Linked DNA regions of Homo sapiens: region 2 is linked to region 1. Evidence: read pairs that join two places in POLR2A ChIA-PET (ENCODE). Cell type or tissue: B cell. All regions are shown on one strand.

Evidence for each region. ChIA-PET counts read pairs that join two places held together with the same protein. Peaks named below come from ENCODE experiments on the same cell type or tissue, not always from the same donor. Only the 100,000 strongest peaks of a DNase experiment are listed, where the experiment ranks them.
Region 2: POLR2A ChIA-PET joins it to region 1 with 6 read pairs; 5 of 35 experiments call an interaction of 5 or more read pairs at or near these places.

Annotation. Positions count from the first base shown.
Region 1 is chr9:121,083,494-121,087,493 of GRCh38, reverse strand. All of the region lies in intron 2 of CNTRL (centriolin), which reads right to left. Among named protein-coding and RNA genes, the nearest start is that of CNTRL, 11 kb to the right of the region's middle. In B cell, no CTCF peak of the experiment used is centred here; no DNase peak of the experiment used is centred here.
Region 2 is chr9:120,984,116-120,988,115 of GRCh38, reverse strand. The region is part of intron 25 of C5 (complement C5); the gene reads left to right. Among named protein-coding and RNA genes, the nearest start is that of C5-OT1, 33 kb to the right of the region's middle. In B cell, no CTCF peak of the experiment used is centred here; a DNase peak (open chromatin) is centred at 2,165.

The sequences.
Region 1 (4,000 bases):
ATCTCGAACTCCTGACCTCAGGTGATCCACGTGCCTTGGCCTCCCAAAGTGCTGGGATTACATATGGGTGTGAGCCATCATGCCCAGCCGATATTTATAACCTCAATCCAATCTTTCTCTGAGCTCCAGACTCCTATTTCCAATTGCCTACGTGATATCTCATTGGCATCCTACACTCAGTCCAGATTGAATTTATTTACCCCGTTCCTCCTCTCACTCTCCTTTTCGTCTTCCAGTGTTCCCTAAATACTGAACACTGCTCGCTGGAATAAGCCAAAAACCTGGGAGTCATTCCTGACACCTCCCTCTTCCCTTGTCCCATACTCAGTCAATCGCTAAATCCTGTTAATTCTTACTCCCAAATAACCTCTCAAATTAAGTCTGCTTCTTTCCATTTTCACTCTCACGCACTCTAATCCAAGCCCTCATCAAACTACTATAACAGCTTCTAACTGATCTGTCTACAAGCTCTCTTGCCTTATTCTTCCATCATTACATTGCAGTCAGATAGCCAGAGTGATCTATTTAAAAAGTAAATCCAGTCCAGGAGCGGTGGCTCATGCCTATAATCCCCGCACTTTGGGAGGCCGAGTCAGGTGGATCATCTGAGGTCAGGAGTTTGAGACCAGCCTGGCCAACATGGCAAAACCCCGTCTCTACTAGAAATACAAAAATTAGCTAGGTGTGGTGGCATGCACCTGTAATCCCAGCTACTTGGGGTCGAGGGGAGGAGGCTGAGGCAACAGAATCTCTTGAACCCAGGAGGCAGAAGCTGCAGTGAGCCTAGATCGCGCCACTGCAGTCCAGCCTGGGAAACAGAGCGAGACTCCATCTCAGGAAAAAAAAAAAAAAAAAAAAAAGTAAATCCAGCAGTCTGTAATGAAGGAAATCTTTACCATGACCTACAAGGTGGTCCCCCATGATCTGTCCCTATTGCTCTAGATTCACCTCTGTCATTCGTTCCCTCAATTGTGGGCTCCAGTCACACTGGCCTCCTCACAGTAATAATAATGCTTGATCTCATTCTTTTTACCATGTTAATTTGTAGTCTTCCTTCAGAGATCAGCTCAACTGTTGCTTCTTCAGGAAAGCCTCCAGTGCAGGGCAGATGAAGTGAAGTCCCCGGTTCTATACTCTCAATGAATTTGTATTTTTTCCTCACATAATCAGTTTGAAATTACACATTTATGTCATTTTGCTTAACATTTGTCTCCATTCTGAACTGTATGCTCCACGAGAGCCTGTCTGTTTTGTTTACACTGTCTCCCGAGTCTAGCATAGTGCCTGGTACCTAGCAGGAACTCAATACATATTTGTTGAATAAATGAATGAATAGAGTTATCTTCCAGTCATCCCTCTCCATCGTCCAACAATATTGATTCTATCTCCAAAATATTTTGAAATTCGTCTCTATCCATCGTCACAGCTACTGCCCTAGATTCAACTTTTATCCTCTCTTGCTTAGACTATTAAGATACTCTCAGAACCACCTTCCTTCCAGTTCTCCTTTATCCTCAATCCATCCTCTACCTTTGACCCACTTATATAATAAAAACAAAAGAAATGTAATGGTTCCCAATGCCTATGAGTCTAAACATTTTGGCACCATGCACTACAAACAGGACTCATCACAGTCTGGCCCAAACTTTCTGGCCTCCCCACCACATACCATTGCTCTAGTCATCTTTTTGTCATTGCCTGAACACATCATGAGTTTTTGCTCATGAAATTCCCTTTCCTTAAAGGGAATTCGTTAAAGGGAATTAAACATCCTCTTATTTCTCTCAACCAATTAAACTGTTACTTTTCTTGTGAAGACTTTCCAGAAATCTACTTTCTTCCTACAGAATGAATCCTCCCTGTTTATTACACTGAATATACCTACTATATATCTTTTGCTTGCTCAGAATGTAACAACCACAAGTGGAGAAGTAATCTCTGAATTCCCAGCAGCTCCATGGTGTCTAGGTCATGAATACATCTAACATCTTATAACTAGAATTCACCCTGTTTAAAAACCATACTTTCAACAGTGTGCTCTTTCATGCATGTGCTCTCTCTCTCTCTCTGTATGCATATTTTTTATTGCAATGTATCATACATAAAGTACATAAATCATAAGTGTATATAGCTTCATGAATTTCTATGCAGTGAACACAAGCTATGTAATCAGCATCCAGGTAAAGAAACAGAATATTTCCAGAATCCCAGAAGTCGTCTCATGCCCCCTTCCAGTCACTAACTCCCACACATGGGGAATCACCATCCTGACTTCCAACACCAGAGATTTTTGAACTATTTTTGAACTTTAGAGAAATGAAACCATAAAATATCTTTTAAATCTGCCTTTTTTGTTAAATATCGTTTCTGAAATCCATTCATATTTGTCTCATGCTATATGAAAAACATCTGATCACTTCAAACTTCAGTGTCTACTATTCTTATTTACAAAATCAATTTTATTGAAGTATAGATCTTCCAGAAGGAACTAAAGCATTTGTTAATGAAAGAGACCTTGGTCAAATTCCTTTAAATGTTTTCATATAAAAATATTTCTTTTCCTATATGAAAGAAAGGTAAAGTTCATGACCATTAAGGCTCAGAATGGTTTAGCACTGTGACTTGATTAGTCCTTAAAAATTACATCCTCAGCCGGGCATAGTGGCTCATGCCTGTAATCCCAGCACTTTGAGAGGCTGAGGCGGGCAGATCACGAGGTCAGGAGATCGAGACCATCCTGGCTAACATGGTGAAACCCCGTCTCTACTAAAAATACAAAACATTAGCCAGGCGTGGTGGCAAGCGCCAGGAATCCCAGGTGCTCAGGAGGTCAAGGCAGAAGAATAGCTTGAACCTGGGAGGCGGAGCTTGCAGTGAGCCAAGATCGCGCCACTGCACTCCAGCCTGGGTGACAAAGCGAGACTCCATCTCACAAAAAAAAAAAAAATGACATCCTCTTCTATCCTAGGCATACAGTGTGCTGTGCCTACAGTGTGCGTACAGTATATAGCACACTGTAGGCCTCGAACAGAGCCTAGCAAATGGTAAATAATTAACATTTATTGAATGAGTTAATCATAAATAACATAAAATGTAAAATGTACTAGTTAGTATCTCAACAAAAAATGTCTGCATGAGCAATACTAGTCCTTAACATCAAGAGTCCTACATTTGCAAGGTTAGGTGTATGCAAAAATGATTTTCATGATACACAGTTGTTCTTATAAGTACATTTAGTCTAAAAACAGTACAAAAATTATAAACTTTACAAACTTTTGGACAAAAAATATTATAAGATGTATAGATCTCGAGCAAGGCTACATTAATAATGATGCTATCTTTGCTTAGTACCTTAATTTCCCCTATAGTCACTGCTGAAAATGTGAAAACAGAAATTATTTTTTAGAAAAAAAATTTAATGAAATAAGATATTAGGTTAAAGTAGTTTTTAATCCAAGGATTTAGAGTAGCTCAAGTCTTAATGCTATATAAATTGATATTAGAAAGGGATAGTGGAATGACAAACATCTTCATATATGTGATATTGTGAAATACATACAGTCACGCATCACATAACAATGTTTTGGTCAACAACGGACCACATACATGACAGTGGTCCCGTAAGATTATAATAAAGCTGAAAAATTCCTATAACTTAGTAACATCATATATGTCATAATGTCATAGTGCTACACATTACTCACATGTTTGTAGTGATGTTGGTGTAAACAAACCTACTGTGCTACAAGGTGTACACAAGCCTGGCACATACAATTATGTAGAGTACATAGTACTTGGTAATAAATGTCCGTGTTACTGGCTTATGTATTTACTATACCATACTTTTCATTGTTAGAGTGTACTCCTTCTATTTATTTTTTAAAAAATAGTTAACTATAAAACAGACTCAGGCAGGTAGGTCCTTCAAGAGGTATTCCAGAACATAACACTGTTATCATAAGAAATGACAGCTCCATGCATGTTATTGCCCTTGAAGACC
Region 2 (4,000 bases), 99 kb after region 1:
TGGCAGTCTATTTTCAAAAAATACCGGCTGGGCATGGTGGCTCACGCCTGTAATCCCAGCACTTTGGGAGGACAAGGCGGGCGGATCATGAGGTCAAGAGATCGAGACCATCCTGGCCAACATGGTGAAACCCCGTCTCTATGAAAAATACAAAAATTAGCTGGGCGTAGTGGCATGTGCCTGTAGTCCCAGCTACTCAGGAGGCTGAGGCAGGAGAATCACTTAAACCCAGGAGGCAAGGGTTACAGTGAGCCGAGATCGCGCTACTGCACTCCAGCCCGGGTGACAGAGTGAGACTCTGTCTCAAAAAACAAAACAAAACAAAACAAAAAAACCATCATGCTATGACAAAATATTTAATAAAAACGGTGTGCCAGCTGCTTTGTAGGTTCTATATGAAACATATTTAAGGAGTTTACAACCTAGAATACTTTAATTTTAGATTTTTTTCTTTTTTCTTTTTTCTTTTTTTTTTTTTTGAGACGGAGTCTTGCTCTGTTCCCAGGCTGGAGTGCAGTGGCACGATCTCGGCTCACTGCAACCTCCGCCTCCCGGGTTCAAGCGATTCTCCTGGCTCAGCCTCCTGAGAGCTGGGATTACAGGCGCGCACCACCATGCCTAATTTTTGTATTTTTAGTAGAGGTGGGGTTTCACCATGTTGGCCAGGATGGTCTCGATCTCCGGACCTCGTGATCCACCCACCTCAACCTCCCAAAGGGCTGGGATTACAGGCATGAGCCACTGCGCCTGGCCAGTTTTTTTTCTTTAGCTATTGAGATCTCCCAGAATTTTATCTTTGGCCCTCTTATTTTCTGTAATCTCCCCTGGTACAGTCTCATTATTGCCCATGATTTCCATAACATCTAGGCCAATGGCCCCCTAATCAATGTCTCAAGGCCTAACTTCTTTCCTAAGAAGTTAGGAAATGTCCTAGATCCATATTTCTAGGTTTCCGGAAGCCAAAGATCCTTCAAGCACAATATGTGCCAAATTCATTATTTTCTTCCTCAAATACACTTCTGTTTCTTTACTCAGTGCACAACAATACCCTGCCCTTTGTCCCCCATGGATCAAGTCAGAATCATCAGTTGGTTTTTGATTCCTTCCTTTCCTTTTGGCTTTACCTCTGATCAGCTACCAAGTTCCATAGATTATACCTTAGGATTAGGTCTGACCATGTGTGGGTGACACACTTCAAAAGACACACAGGGCCAGATACAGTGGCTCACACCTATAATCCTAGCACTTTGGGAGGCTGAAGCAGGAGGATGGCTTGAGCAGAGGAGTTCCAGACCAGACTGGGTAACATAGGGAGACCCTGTCTTTAATAAAACAATAAAAATATAAAAAAATAAATAAAAGGCTCATAGACCCCTGCAGCACACCAACCAGAGGATAACCCAGGATGCAGGAGTGGGAGTGAGTGTCAATGAAGACTGGAAACTGACACAGCAGGACCTGGGAAATAGATGCCTGGAGAGCAGAAAGCCCCACAGGAAGGTACAACAGCCTCTCAGTAAACACTCAGAGCCTTTCAAGAGTTTGGGGCAAGACTGAAACATACACCCAACTCCATGAGTTCCTTGAAAGAAATAATAGACATAGAAGAAAATGTCCAGCACCTAAATACCCTCAAACTTTTCTTGAGAAATACAAAGCAGATTTTTTAAAGTACGAATATCATTCATATTAGCAAAACCCAAAATTGATGATGATGAACATTTTTTATATTCGTCTTTTTTTTTTTTTAAAGAACATTGTGGATATTGAACTTTTCTCTTTAACTACAAGCCTCCATCTTATTTCTGTTTCTTTCCCCCAAGGGCATTCACTATCATGAGTTTATGCATCTTTCCAGAACATTTTTAATATTTTATATAGTATATATATACATGAAATCATATAGCTGTAACTTAACTCCAGTTTGGCTGCTCACTGCTCAAATGCCAAACTCAAGAGACTAAGGTTGGTGGGAGGAAAAGCAGGTTAATTCAGGAGCCAGCAACCCAAGGAGATGGCAGACTAGAGTCAGGAAACTATCCCAAATGCCCTAGGCTGGCCAGAGGGATTTTAAAGAGGAAGGGGCTTGGAAAACTGTGTGCAAGAGTTAGCTACGTACAGGTCAGCATGTCTTGTTCTGATTATTATCTTGAGTAACGGGCCATCTAGTGGTCAGCTAGACTGAAACAGGTTTGTAGATTAACTGCTCAGTATTTTTCTTCTCCAGGGGACATTTCACATCCTTGATTTTTATCTCATGGCTAGTTCCTGGAATTCTTAAGTAAGCACTGTTTAAGAAAGTTAAGCATTGTAAAAGAAAGAATGGTTATTTGCTTCCAAAATGAAGTGATGGGTTTACAGTCCCTTTTTGTATTTCTAAATGATTATAACTAGTATCATACTATACCTATCATTCTGTAACTTACCTTTTTCTTTTAATACTTTTTAGTTACTTTAGATCTAGTAGTATAGGTAAATATAGCTCACTCCTTTTCATTGCCATGCAGTATTTTATTTTACAAATATATCACATAGTATATATTCTTTATCTATTCCTATCTTGATGGACAACCATTTCCAAATTTTAATATTACAAACAATATGATAATGAACATCTTCATATGTCTCTTTGTGCACATGTGTGAGAGTTTCTCTAGGGTATATCCCAGGAGATAGAATTGCTGGAACATAAGGAATGCATATTTACAGTTTCATCAGATTTTGCCAGATTTCTCTTCAAGGTGACTAAAAAATTCTTTTCTACTCTAAATTTTTAGTCCCAGACCCTACTGTAAAACATGAGGAACTAAACTAGACCATATTAAGCACTTGTAGAGGTAGCCTAGGGTCTGGAACAAAAGCAAATCAAATAGCCTACTTCTTTTTTTCCTCCATGTCACACTTAAAATTTGAATTTCAGGGCAGTCTCCAAGGGACAGGTCAGTGGGAAGAGGAGAACGCAAAAAGCTAGAGCGAATTGTATTTGCTTTACCTTTAGGGAAGTGCTGTCTAGACTCTCACTCCTTAAGGATACCAGGGATGAGACACCCAAGAGTACCAAAGAGAAAGAGAGATAGGAGTAAGAGCTTATAAAAACCAGGTGCAGTGGCTCACACCTATAATCCCAGCACTTTGGGAGGCTGAGGCGGGTGGATCACCTGAGGTCAGGAGTTTGAGACCAGCCTGGCCAACATGGTGAAACCCTGTCTCTACTAAAAATACAAAAATTAGCTTGGCATGGTGGCACGTGCCTGTAGTCCCACCTACTCAGGAGGCTGAGGCAGGAGAATCGCTTGAACCTGGGAGGTGGAAGCTGTAGTGAGCCAAGATTGCGCCATTGCACTCCAGCCTGGGCAACAGAGAGAGAGTCCGTCTGAAAAAAAAAAAAAAAAAAAAAAAAAGTAAGAGCTTATACCTATTGAATACTTACTATAATCCAGAACTATTTTAAGTATGTTCATATATTTAATCTTTATAATTGATCCCAAAGGATGAGTCCGTTGTTTCTATTTATTGCCATTGCCTTTTTTCAAAGATGTAACTAAAGCATCTTTATATATACAGATGTATAGATAAGTGGAGAGGCAGCCTGGCCGTATAACTGCACTCATATGCCTTTCTAGCCTGCTAAAAGAAGAGAGACTTCCAAAAGCCAAAATCCCAAGAGAGACCCAATGTAAAATGTGGGCCAATCTTTGAAAATGTGAGTGTCCTTGAACCTGAGCAATCCGTAGAAGTATTTCTCATCCTTGAGAGCAGTGTGGGAGGATTAAAAAGAGAGGAGCTCTCAACTCTTACCCCCTAAAAGTCAATAGAGTAGAAAATAAATTTCTGATGTTTCTAGAGAAAGAATTAGGAAAAGGCACCTAGTTGTGGAGGGGCAAGTTCCGATTAATATCAAAAAAAAAATCTTTAAAATAATTAAATCAATTAGAGCAAAGACTGAGAACAACCTAAATGTCTACAGAAAGGGAAATGGCTTAAATAGCTTTGGTGCATC